Linked DNA regions of Homo sapiens: region 2 is linked to region 1. Evidence: read pairs that join two places in POLR2A ChIA-PET (ENCODE). Cell type or tissue: PC-9. All regions are shown on one strand. Each heading gives the region's core, and the rest is flanking DNA. Links, peaks and the distances in the headings are about the cores only.

The links. ChIA-PET counts read pairs that join two places held together with the same protein. Peaks named below come from ENCODE experiments on the same cell type or tissue, not always from the same donor. Only the 100,000 strongest peaks of a DNase experiment are listed, where the experiment ranks them.
Region 2: POLR2A ChIA-PET joins it to region 1 with 20 read pairs; 7 of 35 experiments call an interaction of 5 or more read pairs at or near these places.

Annotation. Positions count from the first base shown.
Region 1 is chr3:172,583,558-172,591,666 of GRCh38, forward strand. All of the region lies in intron 2 of LINC02068 (long intergenic non-protein coding RNA 2068), which reads right to left. Among named protein-coding and RNA genes, the nearest start is that of LINC02068, 8.0 kb to the right of the region's middle. In PC-9, for the core only: no CTCF peak of the experiment used is centred there; no DNase peak of the experiment used is centred there.
Region 2 is chr3:172,636,746-172,644,854 of GRCh38, forward strand. All of the region lies in intron 3 of NCEH1 (neutral cholesterol ester hydrolase 1), which reads right to left. Among named protein-coding and RNA genes, the nearest start is that of LINC02068, 45 kb to the left of the region's middle. In PC-9, for the core only: no CTCF peak of the experiment used is centred there; a DNase peak (open chromatin) is centred at 1,416.

The DNA.
Region 1 (8,109 bases), core at 2,435-4,934:
TGATGAGGTATCTGTTGAGGTCTTTTGCCTATTTTATTTAGTTATTTGTTTCCTTATTTTTGAGTTTTAAGAGTTCTTTGTAAATTTCAGATAACAGTTCTTTATCAAATATGTCCTTTGCAGGTATTTTTCCCAGCTTGTTTTTAAATAAAATCAGACCATATCCTTATACCAAGGCCTGATTTGGGGGGATCTAGTGGGGAAATATCAGGATATTATGTGTTGACCACTTTCTGCAAACATCAGTAAAGTCTTATCAATGACAAACATCTCTCAAATGTGGCCTACCTGAAAGGCTAGTGGTAAGGGAAGAAAATTAAAGCTTTTCTAAGAAAGATACATCTTGCCTGTGTCCAGAAATCCAATGTGGTTGAAACCTGTATTCTCGGCACCAAGCTAAAGTAAGAGGAATCAAATCAGGGTGAAAACGTGGTTAGATACAAGACTGAGATCTGGGGATGTTTGATTCTTCAGTCTCTCAGTCTCCAACATATCCTTTGGGGCTCTATTTATTGACAAAGTTGGCAACTACCACCATTGTTAAAACCATTCCATGAAGTATAATGTGGGGTAGGGGAAAGGAGAGCTGTTCTTCTCCAATCCAGGCTACAGGTTTGCACTGCCAAGATGCCCTCTCCAGGTCGAATGCTGAAAACTTACAGAATGGACAAAGCACTGGAACTTGTTGGCATATGACAGAATCCCTCAGATTAAGCTCTTAATGCAAGAGTCATAACTAACCAGATCTGTGGAACTGAACAAATATAAGTCAACAGAGGCTAACAAACTTTAAGAGATGTATTCCGGGATAAATTCCAAGCCTATTACTTAAGAAAGCAAAAACCAGAATGACATGAACCTGGGAGGTGGAGCTTGCAGTGAGCCTAGATCGCGCCACTGCACTCCAGCCTGGGCAACACAGCGAGACTCTGTCTCAAAAAAAAAAAAAAAAAAAAAAGAAAGAAAGAAAAAAATAAGAGCAAAAACCTGCAAAAATACACCCCCTGTTGCAAATCCCAACCCTTAGAACTTACACCAACTGGAAACAGACTAATACAGTGCATCCCTCAGAAAGCGGGTTCTCACTGGTGCCCATCTTAGCTAAGATCAATGGTTAGCTTGCAGGACTGGGGAAAGCCAAGTTGGTTGATTTAGAAACTTGCTCTACTGTCTTGGCAGGATATAGTTGCTATCCTGGTTTAGCAGCATTTATTGATGCAACAAAGCAGTGTCCTTTGAATTTTGTTTCCCCGTTTTCCCATTTGCAAAAGGAATTTTTATTATGACGTTTCCCCTCCATTATTTTACACTGGGAGTATAGAGGATGAATAAATACGTCATTTAGTCCAGATGCCATTAACATAAAGTCTAGAGAGAAATGTGCATCTCCCAGAGATCCTGGAACTTGTATGCAAGAACTGGTGCAACTTGAGGCTATCTCCCTTCCTAGAAGAGAAACTCTATGTATTTTTGGTTGTATGCTGATGGGTGAATTGTATTAGTGGGGAGAATTCTGATGATTGTTTATATGAGGAAAAAGATGAATGTGGAAGTTGGGCTGCTGAGAGACGCACTTGGTAGATATCTACAGTTTTGGTCTATCCAGTATCCATTCTTCTTTTTGGTATTCACACTTAGATTTATCTTTGAGGGAACCACCTTTCCTTATTTCATTCATGAAATTTCAGTGGAACTGATTCTATCCCCAGGTCCAGTCAGAAGCATTATTGGCTTAGGAATGGCAGGTAACCCAAATTAATCCAGTGAGAAAGAGTCAGCTCTGGAAGATTTGTTAGAGTCAGAAAAGATCACTTCCTTTCTCCTTCTTTGCTAACATGGTAGACTATAATCCTGGACTATAATGGCAATCTTACTCCTATTTAGGAAGAATCTGCTGAGAATGAAGCCAACACTGAGACATTTCTGATTTTATCTCTCTCTCTTTTTTTTTTTTTTTTTCAGACAGAGTGTCACTGTATTGCCCAGGCTGGAATGGAGTGGTGTAATCTTGGCTCACTGCAACCTCCGCCTTCTGGGGGTTCAAGCGATTCTCATGCCTCAGCCTCCCGAGCAGGCGCACAACACCACGCCCGGCTAATTTTTGTATTTTTAGTAGAGATGGGGTTTTGCTATGTTGGCCAGGCTGGTCTGACACTCCTAGCCTCAAGTCTGGTCTGCCTGTCCTGGCCTCTCAAAGTACTAGGATTACAGGCATGAGCCACCGCACCCAGTCCTGATTTTATCTCTTGATCATCTGGATTAAACTGTACCAGAAGACACTCCTGGGACTTTTGGATTGCGCAAACAAATAAATTTTTTCTTTTGCCTGAGTAATTTTGTGCTGGATATCTGTCCTGGCTGATATAGTTATGGCTGATATGTTAGACTGACTCTGTATTTAAGTGTTAGTAGTTAATTCCTAATTAATAGACTATTAGATATCTTACGTTCAAGTATATATCCTTTTTTCTTTGTAATTTTGTCAAATCTTTTAAGTATTCATTTCTGATTCATTTCACCGAACTCTGAATTTTCTGGAAGGGGTTGGAAAAAGGGTTGTTATTTCCCTAGTTTGCATGCTTCAATCAGACCAGGTGTTGACAGCGGTGTCTGTGTCAATGCGTCAGTGACTATGCCCTGCCAGTTACTAAATATTTTGAATATCATATCTAATTGGTAGGGGGACACTGTTCTAAGTTGTTCTTTGAATATATTTTTTGTTTGTGGACAATGATCTTAATATAACTGACTCCCAGATGGCTTCAAGTGTAGTTATAACTTTAATCAAATAATAGAAGAGTATGGAATTTTACCTAACATTTAAATCCAGAATAAAATTTTGCAAAAAGAGCTTTGTATGGAGCTCAGGAGGGCTCGAGCAAACCACTAGTCCTAATGTTCTGGATCTGTAAAATAAGAAGTTACTATCCTTCAAACTCTAAATTTTTATGATTCCATTTGTAATAAGGAGAAACAAAAGTGAAAGCACTATGTTAAAAAAAAAAGCTTAGGGTCACTTTAGAACATAGCTAATTCTGGGAAATCAGGCACATCTCAGATTTGATAAGGAAGTGGAACACATAAGCATGCAAATGCTCACAGGAACACACAAATAAACACATATACAATGGAAAAAAATCATTGCAGCATTGCAGGCTGGTCTCTAACTCCTGACCTTGTTTTATTTAAACATGAGGAAGGTATGAGGGAACCCAGCATGAAACAGTGTTACTGGCATTTTTTTTTCCTTCTGAGATTTGGACCTTAAGTACATGAATCCTTTTCAGACTACGCCAAGAATACTTAAAGCAGATTTTGCCAGTTAATCTAGGCACACGCAGGCTTAAGTCTTTCTCTATTTGCTTACTCCAGTATAAATACATTCTAGAAGTTATTTTTTGTTGTTGTCGTTCTTTTTTGCTAGTTTGCTTGTTCTTCTCTGTTAAGAATTTTATTGATGATAACTTTTAGTAACTTGAGGAAAATTTTGAGTATTCACCTTTACTATGGAGTTTTTCATGAACATAAGAATTTGGTGATATCAATTTAATCATAATTTAAAACTCAGAGTACATATTACATCCCTCTTGACTTATTCCCCACCTACCTGGAGTCATTCTAAAAATCAGAGATTAGCCACTATGCAGTGGGGTCCTTTAGCTTTTCAGTAATATATATTTAAAACAATAAGGAACATTCTCATATGAATTTGTGTTTATTGTTGTTAACAGACGCACTTGGAGATTGGGTGGGAACTTTCCTAGCTCTACCTTCTCTGTGTTTCATCCATTGCATCACTTGTGATTATTGAAGGACTTCCCTTCATATCCTTTTATATTCTGATTCCTTATAAAACCTGAAGATAATTTTTTTTAATTTTTTTGTTTTTTTTTTTGAGACAGAGTCTCACACTGTTGCCCAGGCTGGAGGGTAGTGGCACGATCTTGGCTCACTGCAACCTCTGCGTCCTGGGTTCAAGCGATTCTCATGTCTCAGCCTCCCAGGTAGCTGGGACTACAGGCACGAGCCACCATGCCCAGCTAATTTTTTGTATTTTTAGTAGAGATGGGGTTTTGCCATGTTGACCAGGCTGGTCTTGAACTTCTGACCTCAGGTGATCCGCCTGCCTCAGCCTCCCAAAGTCCTGGGATTACAGGCATGAGCCACCGCTCCTGGCCTGAAGATAATTTTTAAAAGTCACTGACTCCACTCGCCAGATTTCTCTTTGGTTCCAAGATTATGTAGCCACTTTGAATAGGAGCAGTGAGAGAGGCCATCCTCGTCTTGTGCTAGTTTTCAAGGGGAATGCTTCCAGCTTTTGCCCATTCAGTATGATGTTGGCTGCGGGTTTTTCACAGATTGCTCTTACTATTTTGAGGTATGTTACTTCAATACCAAGTTTATAGAGAGTTTTTAACATGAAGGGGTGTTGAATTTTATCAAATGTCTTTTCTACATCTATTAACATAAGCACTTTTTTTTGTCTTCTGCTAGCTTTGGGATTGGTTTGCTCTTGGTTCTGTAGTTCTTTTAGTTGTGATATTAGGTTGTTAATTTGAAGTCTTTCTAACTTTTTGGGTGGGTGTTTAGTGCTATAAATTTCTCTCTTAACACCGCCTTAGCTGTGTCCCAGAGATTCTGATATGTTTTATCATTTTTCTCATTAGTTGCAAATAACTTCTTGATTTTTGCCTTAATCTTATTATTTACCTGAAAGTCATTCAGGAGCACGTTGTTTAATTTTCATGTAATTGCATGGCTTGGGCTATCTTTTTAGTCTTGATTTCTATTTTTATTGTTCTGTGGTCCAAGAGTGTTTTTGGTATGATTTGGTCCTTTTGCATTTGCTGAGGATTGTTTTATGTCCAATAGTGTGGTTGATTTTAGAGTATGTGCCCTGTGGTGATGAGAAGATGGATGTTCTGTTGTTTTGGGATGGAAAGTTCTGTAGAGATCTATGAAATTCATTTGGCCCAATGTTGAGTTCGGGTCCTGAATATCTTTGTTAATTTTCTGCCTGAGTGTTCTGTCTAGTACTATCAGTGGAGTGTTAAAGTCTCCCACTATTCTCGTCTGGGAGTCTAAGTCTCTTTGAAGGTCTCTAAGAACTTGCTTTATAAATTTGGATGCTCCTGCATTGGGTGTGTATACATTTAGGAAAGTTAGGTCTTCTTGTTGAATTAAAACCTTGATCATTATGTAACACCCTTCTTTGCCTTTTTTTAAAAATCTTTGTTGGTTTAAAGTCTGTTTTGTCTGAAACTAGGATTGCAACCCCTGCTTTTTCCTCATTTCCATTTGCTTCATAGATTTTCCTCCATCTCTTTGTTTCAAGCCTATTTGTGTCATTGCATGTGAGATGGGTCTCTTGAAGACAACATACCACTGAGTATTGCTTTTTTATCCAGTTTGCCACTGTGTACCTTTTATTTTTTATTTTTACTTATTTATTTATTTATTTATTTTTTGAGACGGAGTCTCGCTCTGTCACCCAGGTTGGATTGCAGTGGCATGATCTCAGCTCACTGCATGCTCTGCCTCCTAGGTTCATGCCATTCTCCTGCCTCAGCCTCCAAAGTAGCTGGGACTACAGGTACCCACCACCACGCCAGGCTAATTTTTTTGTATTTTTAGTAGAGACGGGGTTTCACCATGTTAGCCAGCATGGTCTCCATCTCCTGACCTCATGGTCCGCCCAACTCGGCCTCCCAAAGTGCTGGGATTACAGGCGTGAGCCACTGTGCCTGGCCTACTTATTTATTTATTTTTTAGACAGAGTTTCGTTCTTGTTGCCCAGGCTGGAGTGCAGTAGTGCAATCTCAGCACACTGCAACCTCTGCCTCCTGGGTTTAAGAAATTCTCCTGCCTCAGCCTCCCAAGTAGCTGGGATTACAGGCACCTGCCACCATGCCTGGCTAATTTTTTGTATTTTTAGTAGAGACAGGGTTTCCTCAAGTTGGCCAGGCTGGTCTCAAACTCCTGACCTCAGGTGATCCACCTGCCTCGACCTTCCAAATTGCTGAGATTACAGGCATGAGCCACCATGCCTGGCCTCTGTGCCTTTTAAGAGGGGCATTGATCCCATTTATATTCAAGGTTAGTATTGATACATGTGGATTTAATCCTGTCACTGTGTTGTTAGCTGGTTATTATGCTGACTTGCTTGTGTGGTTGATTTATAGTGTCACTGGTCTGTGTACCTAAACATGTTTTTGTATTGGCTGGTAACAGTCTTTCCTTTCCATATTTAATGTTCCTTTCAGGATCTGTTGTAAGGTGGGTCTGAACTCCCTTGGCATTTGCTTATTTGGCTATTTCTCCTTTGCTTATTAATAGAGTTTGGCTCCATGTCCCTACCCAAATCTTATCTCCACATGTCGAGGGAGGGACCTGGTGGGAGGTGATTGGATCATAGAGGCAGTTCCCCCCCACCAGTGCTGTTCTCATAATAGTGAGGGAGTTCTCATGAGATCTGATGGCTTAAAAGTGGCAGTTTCCCATGCACACACACTCTCTCTCTCCTGCTGCTATGTAAGATGTGCCTTGCTTCCCCTTTACCTTCTGCCATGGTTTTAAGTTTCCTGAGGCCTCTTAGCCATGCATAAGTATGAGCCAATTAAACCTCTTTCTTTATAAATTACCCAATCTCAGGTAGTATGCTAGCAGTGTGAGAATGAACTAATACACTTAAGAAGCTTAGTTTGGCTGGATATGAAATTATTGGTTGAAGATGTTTTTCTTTAAGAATGTTGAATATAGGCCCCCAATCTCTTCTGGCTTGTAGAGTTTCTGCTGAGAGGTCTACTGTTAGCCTGATGGGATTCCCTTTTAGATGCCCTGCCTTTTCTCTCTAGCTGCCTTTAACATTCTCTCATTTCAATTTTGGAAAATCTGACAATTACATGTCCTGGGGATGATCTTCTTGAGTAGAATATTGTACAGGTTCTCTGTATTTACTGAATTTGACTGTTGGCCTCTCTGGCAAGGTGAGGGAAGTTTTCATGAGTGATATCCTAAAATGTGTTTTCCAAGTGGTTTGCTTTCTCCCCATCTCTTTCAGTGATGCCAGTGATTTATAGATTTGGCCTCCTTACATAATCCTATATTTTCTGGAGTTTCTGTTCATTCATTTTCATTCTTTTTTTCTTTATTTTTGTCTGGCTGTCTTGTTTCAGAGAGCCAGTCTTCAAGTTCTGAGATTCTTTCCCCAGCTTGGTCTATTCTGCTGTTAATACTTGCGATTGCATTGTGAAATTCTTGCAGTGTGCTTTTCAGCTCTATCAGATCAGTTAGGTTTCTTTTTAATACTGGCGATTTTGCCTGTCAGCTCCTTTATCATTTTATTGTGATTCTTAGTTTCCTTGGATTGTGTTTTCCTCTTCTCCTAAATCTCAATGATCTTCATTCCTATCTATACTCTGAATTCTATTTCTGTCATTTCAGCCAACTCAGCCTGTTTAAGAACCCTCATTGGAGAACTGGTGCTATTGTTTGGAGTACATAAGACACTGGTCATTTGAGTTGCCAGAGTTCTTACATTGGTTCTTTCTCATCTCTGTGTATGGGTGTTCCTTTAACTGCAGCATAGATTGAGTACAGTCAGAAGACTTTTTTCCTGAATATTTTCACAGGGCTGAGGCTTTGTGCGAGGTCTTTATTTGCAGCTGACTTCTTATCTTTGGTTTTACAGGGCGGGTATGTTAGTGAGATACATCTGTTGAGATAAGCATGTGTTTTTTTGTCTTCTGCTAGCTTTGGGATTGGTTTGCTCTTGGTTCTGTAGTTCTTTTAGTTGTGATGTTAGGTTGTTAATTTGAAGTCTTTCTAACTTTTTGGTGTTGAAGCTGCGGGGTGTGATCCAGTAGGTGGTGCTTAGGCGCTTCATGGAGGCCAGTGGGTGATACAATTTGAAGACATGAGATTCAAAACTGAGAGGCTTTAGGGAGGACAGAAGGAAATGAGGGGTTTTGTGAAGTAGTGGTCAGTAGGTAGACTCTTTCCCAGTCATGTGACTCCTCTATATTTCCTCATGGTTGCAGCTGGGCTACCTCTCAATGCTCTGAAAGTGTGGACTCCTCTCCCATTTGAGTGCTGGCTACAGATTGAGAC
Region 2 (8,109 bases), core at 89-2,588, 51 kb after region 1:
AGATCAGAGTCCTTTGGAATCCTACTCTGTACACCTAGTAGAATTCATATCCCCTTAAGATTCCCAGAAAGCTCTGGTTTTGTCAAATGCCTCACCCATAGTGTTATCTTACACATCTACATTGGCAATCTTGGTTTAGAGTTCCCTCTCACTCTCTACTCCCCTCTTTTGCTTATTAATTCTCACTCATCCTTTAAGCCTTAACTGGAGGGTTTGGCCTCCTCTGGGCAGCCTTCCTTGGTCATATCTCCACTTGCTTTTGGGCTTGAACTGGCTACCATTCCTTGATATTTCTATGTGCCAGGGTACGTCACTCACTGTTCTTATTGGCTCATATGAAAATTATCATATGTTTTTCCTAAAGATTGTGTTCTCTGATATCAGGAACTGTGTTTTATTCATAACTGTGCTTCCAGTATCTGCCAATGTGAGGGGCACATAATCATCCATCCAATAAATCTTTTTTGAGTATTAACATACCTTCATTTTGCAAACGAAGAAACTAAGGCATACAAAAGTTACTTGATTTGCAAAAACTCAAAAACAGACCAAAATTAGGTAGGATAAAAACTAATTACCTAATTAAAAATTAATAACAGCCAATGAAGACTCAAGACTTTTGATTTCCATCTTATAATTAGCATACTTATTTTCACAAACTAATTTTTTCTAAGCTACTCTAAATAAAGACATTTATTTTCCACAGTCTAAAATCCAGCTAGTTGGGCTGAGAGCGGTGGCTCACACCTGTAATCCCAGCACTTTGGGAGGCTGAGGCAGGTGGATCACTTGAGATCAGGAATTCAAGACCAGCCTGGCCAACATGGTGAAACCCCATCTCTACTAAAAATACAAAAAAAGGGCCAGGTGCGGTGGCTTAGGTCTGTAATCCCAGCACTTTGGGAGGCAGAGGCAGTCAGATCACCTGAGGTCAGGAGTTCGAGACCAGCCTGACCAACATGGTGAAAACCCGTTTCTACTAAAAATACAAAAATTAGCCAGGCACGGTCGTGGGCGCCTGTAATCCCAACTACTCAGGAGGCTGAGGCAGGAAAATCACTTGAACCCAGGAGGCGGAGGTTGCAGTGAGCCGAGATGGTGCCACTGCACTCCAGCCTGGGTGACAGAGCAAGACTCCATCTCAAAAAAAAAATAGCCGGGCATGGTGGTATGCACCTGTAATCCCAGCTAGTTGGGAGGCTGAGGCCTGAGAATCACTTGAACCCAGGAAGTGGAAGTTGCAGTGAGCTGAGATCGAAAGAACAAGACCTGGGCGAAAGAGCAAGACCCTGTCTCAAAATAAAATCCTGCTAGGTAATTAAACATCTTGACATTCATTGTAGATAAAATCAAATGGACAAATGTTTGTGAAATACGTTGACAAGTAGTGAATGTGGATCTGGTCATTCCGGAATTACCACATTTTGAAACTAAATGCAATAAAAAAACTCCCTTAGTGGAGGCGGAGCTTGCAGTGAGCTGAGATCGCGCCACTGCACTCCAGCCTGGGCGACAGAACGAGACTCTGTCCAAAAAAAAAAAAAAAAAAAAAAAAAAAAAAATCCCTTAGCGTTTGCCATATAGCAGATAAAATAAATTTTCTAATTTCTTATTTTTCCATCTGGGGTGGTCAATTAATCATGCAAAATGCTTTTTTTTTCCAGTTGATTTTTCACTATGTATGAAAGCTGCTGCTATATAATCTATATAATTCCATTTGAGCAAAAAAGTAGAATTACGCAGTTTTGTCCACTAGATGACATCATTTCATATGAGTCTATTTACCCCTAGTTCTTGGGGTGGGGGGTGGGTCTCAATTTTTAATCTTCAGTATTACCAAGCTGAACTTTTAATTTTAATAAAAACAAATGTACTTCATGACTCAAGTTGTGAAAACAAAGGTTATTTCATTTCAGCAATATCCCACATATCACAATAAACTGTTTTCCTGGTTGCCCAGATGGTCAGAACATATCCACTAGCATCCATATGTCAAATAAGTTGAGTTTTTAGATGTTATTTCAGAAAAGGTCTGAGAGACTTTGATCAAAGGCAATTGGTAACCTAAAAAAAACATGCTACTGCTCAATCTTCTCAATTAATAATTGGCTTATATAATAGGATAAACATGCTTAAAAACAAACAGGTTATGATGCAAGAGTGTTCCTGGTGCCATAAAGATCCATGGCCTAACCCCTCCCCTCATCTGTTTTCATGCTGGAAACATTCTTCAGTTTTACTCAATAAAAATGGACACTTTTGGCCAGGCACGGTGGCTCACCAGCACCAGGCATGGTGTAATTCCAGCACCTGGGGAGGCCAAGGTGCGCGGATCACGAGGTCAGGAGATCGAGACCATCCTGGCCAACATGGTGAAACCCCATCTCTCCTAAAAATACAAAAATTGCTGGGTGTGGTGGCATGTGCTTGTAATCCCAGCTACTCGGGAGGCTGAGGCAGGAGAATCGCTTGAACCAGGGAGTTGGAGGTTGCAGTGAGCCGAGATCACGCCACTGCACTCCAGACTGGTGACAGAGTGAGGCTCCGTCTCAAAAAAAAAAAAAAAAAATGGAGACTTTGTAGACTGAAGAATATCCTGAAAGTAGATATTTATTAGGTTACCTGGCATAAGATGAACTTTCAAAGTAGCTTGAAATTCACCTAAGAAGTATATCAAAATTTTGTAATATCTAGACACAGAAAGCCAAGAATCAGGAGGAAATTCATGGGTGGTACAGCCAAATAAAGCATACATAAATATATCTGCTCTCTGCTGCTGGTGCTCAAAGCTATGTCCCTGCAAAGTAGTGAAAGAGGGTTCTGACATTCAATATTTAAAAACTGCAGATCTTAAAGCACCTGATACGTAAATATCAAAGATGTTATATCATATTAATATTATGGATGCATATATATTCCTCAATTTGCCCAACTCACTTCAGGGAGAGGATGACTCTGCAATGACAAGTGGATTACCTAGCTTTATCACTGCATGTAACTCCCATCAGAAGAACAAAATTTGGTGTAAATTCAGGCATGAGGTTTAATCAAATTAATGTGTACAGTCTATCAAAATGACCATATTCCTGCTGGGTGAGGTACCTTGCCAAATGTTCTACAGACGTATGTCACTCAAATCTCAAGCAAACTTCTGGGTTTAAGGATGAGAATGTGAGGTTGAAGGAAAATGTGTAACTTGTCTGTAACAGCTAGAAGTGGCAGAACTGGGATCTGAACTCACAACTGACTTCAAACCTATGCCCCCAAGCCCCGAATGACACCAATGTGCTAAGAGGGTTGAAATGCGCAATTCTTCCTCAAAATAACCTAACCTGGAAGCCATATGCACAACCTTCTGCTGTGGAAGGGACGCCAAGTTCTCTTCATATAGTACTACTTAGGTGAAAGATACATGCGGCATTCTGGAATAAAATTATACTCCTATCAGATTCAGCAGGAGAGAGGATAAGCCTCACTCCTTTTCCAGCTTTTTTACTTTTCACCATCACCCAAGAAAATCTCAATAGATTCATTTTGGGAACATAAAAGAGTTAATATTCCCCACTGTCTTAGGGGTATTTTTAGTAGGGGATATCCAAAACAAATCAATAATTAAATCCAGATTGTGCTCTCTGAGTGAGACAACTCCAGAGGGAGAATCTATTTATTCCACTAACAGAAGTTTCCTTTCTACTGTTGCATCACAAGGTCAAAAAAAAAGCAAAGCTTCCTTTCTTCCCTGCCCCCTTTATTTATTTATTTTATTTATTTATTTATTTTGAGACGGAGTCTCGCTCTGTCGCCCAGGCTGGAGTGCAGTGGCACAATCTCGGCTCACTGCAAGCTCTGCCTCCCAGGTTCACGCCATTCTCCTGCCTCAGCCTCCAGAGTAGCTGGAACTACAGGCGCCCGCCACCGCACCTGGCTAATTTTTTGTATTTTTAGTAGAGATGGGGTTTCACCGTGTTAGCCAGGATGGTCTCGATCTCCTGACCTCGTGATCCGCTCGCCTCAGCCTCCCAAAGTGCTGGGATTATAGGCATGAGCCACTGCGCCCGGCCCCCTGTCCCCTTTAAGAGACAGTCTTGCTCTGTCACCCAGGCTTGAGTGCAGTGACACCATCATAACTCACTGCAGCCTCAAATTCCTGGCCACAAGCAATCCTCTCACCTCTGCCTCCCTAAGTGCTGGAATTACGGGTGTGAGCCACTGCATCCCACCCAGAAGCTTCCTTTTCATTAAAAGAACATATAATAAAACTGTGCTCGAGGGGAAGGAATGTGGATGGATGACTGTTTCTCCAAAACTGCACCATTGCACTCCACCCTAGGCAACAGAGTGAGACTCTGTCTCAAAAATAAATAAATAAAAAATACATAAACTAGAGGTAAAAAAATACTCTATTATAGTTAAACTGCACTGAAATTTATAAATATAAGGCCTTTTATATTCTAGATTGTATAAATGAGGATACATCTGCAAATCTTAGATAAACACTGTAATGTATTTAACAAATACTTATTGTGCAATTAATATGTAAAAATAGTATAGCGTTGTAGAAGCTACTGAGTAGGAGACATAGCTTTTACGTAGGTTTTGTACTCAAGGACTTCACCTATCAGTCATTTGGTCTGTCCCCAGACCCTTGAGCCAGCATGAGTGACATGAATCATGGAGTCCCAACTCCTGGTGCTCATAAGAGGTGATTCCATTACCAAGGCTGCTGGAACCCCTGCCCACCAGCTTCCTCAGATAAAAACCTTCCCCAGTGCCATAATCCACATGAAAGAATAGCAAAGCCATGACGCCACTACCCACTCTAGAGGGCCTCAAGGCAAGGAGCTGCTGGCTCCAGACAGCCTGTCTTCTAGAAGGCGGAGCTCCAGAAGAACCAAGCGTCCACCATCCTCCTAAAGACTCTTGGAATCATCCACACTTACTTCTGTTTTCCTCAGTCGTCCCTCCGTCTGTCTTCTCTCACATTTCATTCCCTCACTGCTCTCTGCCTCGTCCCTCCCCTCCCAAGCCCTCTTACTACACCACTTTGGTCTTCCATGACAAATCCACTTTTTCTAATGAGGTTCTGCTCATTCTTAGGGGTTTCATCCAAACATCACTTTCTTTAAGACACCTTTTCTGATCCTTTAAACGAGGTAAGATCTTGCCTGTTAGATGTCTCTGTTACTACTTGCCCTTCTACTTCCCATCACTTATCACACTTTTAACATTACTTATTCAAGGTCTTTCTCTTCTAGATCATAAACTCTATGAGGGCAGGAATTAAGTCATTCTTACATTGTTATGTCACCAGCATTTAACACGGTAACTAGCACAAAACAGGAATCCAGTAAATATTTATGGAATAAAAGAAAGAAGAAAGAAGCGAGCCACTGAGATCCCGCTCTGAACTGCTTTTTTTTTCTATTTTTTTGTTTTGTTTTGTTTTGAGATAGGGTCTCTCTCTGTCACCCAGGCTGGAGTGCAGTGGCGCAATCTCAGCTCACTGCAGCCTTGATCTCCTATGCTCAAGCAGTCTTTCCAACCCAGCCTCTTGAGTAGCTGGAACTACAGGCATGCACCACCATGCCTGGCTAATTGTTTTTTAACTTTTTGTAAGACAGGGTTTTGCCATATTGTCCAGGCTGGTTTTGAACTCCTGGACTCAAGTGATCCACCTGCCTCAGCCTCCCAACGTGTTGGGATTACAGGTGTGAGCCACTACACCAGGCCTGAACATCGTTTCCAAGAGAAACATCATGATCATATAATGTTGGCTGTACCTCAACTACAGCATAGGTTATAAAGTGCTCTTGGGTTAGCCTGAATCTTAACAAGGATTACTATCTTGCTATTTCTACAAAAAAAAAAAAAAAAAAAAAGAAAAAGAAAAAAAAGTACTGTGAGTTCCAAACATGCTGATAAATAAACGTGTAAGTTGTCCTTTTCATTCTATAGGCTAGATAGAGCAATAATCCTCCAGACTCAGCTAGTGCTTTTGAATATCTGAACTCCTCTTATATCAATTGTCTAAAATGATTCTCATGACAATTCTCTGCAGTCATTATCCCAACTCAGCATGCATTTACCTAGCATGCACACTCCAAGCCTTGTACTGGGTTCTGGAGATGCAAAGGAAGGAAGACGTGATTTCTGTTTCCAGGAGTTCACATTCTTTTGTTTTTGCTTTGTTTGTTTGTTTGTTTGTTTTTTGAGACAGAGTTTCGCTTTTGTTGCCCAGGCTGGAGTGCAATGGCTCAATCTCGGCTCACTGCAACCTCCGCCTCCCGGGTTCAAGTGATTCTCCTACCTCAGCCTCCCCAGTAGCTGGGATTACAGGCATGCACCACCATGCCAGGCTAATTTTGTATTTTTAGTAGAGATGGGGTTTCTCCATGTTGTTGATCAGGCTGGTCTCGAACTCCCGACCTCAGGTGATCCACCTGCCTCAGCCTCCCAAAGTGCTGGGATACAGTCATGAGCCACCGCGCCTGGCCTTTGCTTTGTTTTTTAAAAAATAGGGTCTCCCTGTGTTGCCTAGGCTGGACTCGAACTCCTGGGCTCAAGTAATCCTTGTACCTCAGCCTCTCAAGTAAGGCACACCACCATACCTCACTGTTTTCCCAGTAGCTCACATTCTAAACATACAGGAAGGGTTCTCAACCCCATTTTGCACATGAGTTTAAATGACCTGCTTGAGGTCACACAGTCATGAGTGATGGAACTTGACTGCCATATGCTCATGCCTCCCATCTGGACACCATGTTGTATAGATTAGGAACAATGCAAAGTTTAAATCAAAGCAGTCCCTTCTAAATTTTAGCCCTTTTCAAAAAAATCCTCTTAAATATATCTTATTCTTCTGTGTCTTATGATAAGCCTTGCAATACCCATTTTACTTGAGACAGATGCTGATAAGGGGAGAAGGGAATGGAGGAACGGTTTAGGGCATGTGGCCAAATAGTGATATTGAAGCCCGGAGGGTAGGCCCTGTGGTAAATGGAAAATCTGCACGGTGCCAACTGAAGCAAGCCCAGCTTCCCTCCTTTTCTCAGGCCTGCAAGGAGCTGGGGCTACACAAGAAACCAACTGAATGGCCCCTGAAGCTTGTTCCTCAACACCGAGCTGTAGGGCCTTGTCTCCTTAAACATCCCCTGTGCTTTCCTCTGGCCAGCTGCTCAGGCCAACTGCCCAAATCATTTCCTTGAAGGTTCCTGTATTACCAAACTGCACTGACAACCCTTGAGTAATCTGGGAGGCCTTGCTGAGAGTCCAGAAAGGTCCAGGTGCGGTGGCTGCTTCCTCAGCAGATTTGGCTCCAGCTGTCTGGACTCTAGGGCTTTTGGGTGACTGCAGGGCTTTTGGGTGACTGCAGGGCTTTTGGGTGACTCTAGGGCTTTTGAGTGACTCTAGGGCTTTGGGGTGACTCTAGGGCTTTGGGGTGACTCTAGGGCTTTTGAGTGACTCTAGGGCTTTTGAGTGACTCTAGGGCTTTGGGGTGACTCTAGGGCTTTTGGGTGACTCTAGGGCTTCTGTCAACAGGGTCAGAACTGCCTCAGTGACTCTGAGCAGCCCCTTTCAAGAGACTGCAGAAGAAAAGATCCACTCAAATCTGGAGTAGGAGCAAGGAGGTGGCGCACCATGAACAGGAGGATAGCTGACAGAGAGGCAGAGGGAAGAAGAGAACTGAATGAGCCTGGGGCAAGAAAAAGTGGTTGGCGTCATGGCCCTGCCACTCAGCATTATAAGCTCCCTTCAATAGTGGCTTGAAACTGGATCAAAAAGGTCCAGAGACCTCAGGAACTATCTGACTTATTCCCCTACCCCATCTATGCGATGAGCTAGCTATCTGGCCTTATGCACATCACTTAGCTTCTTGGGTCTCAATTTCCTCACTTATGAAAAAGATATCAAAATATCTTGGATGTTTTATATGAGAATTAAGGTGCTTCATTCATTCATTCCATAAATATTTACTGAATGCTCACCATATGCCAGGGATGTTTCCAGGCACTAATGATTCAGCAATAAACAAAACAAACAACAATCCTGAAATGTTTGCCTTTATAAAATTCATATTGTCTATTTCCACTTATTACAATAAACATAATA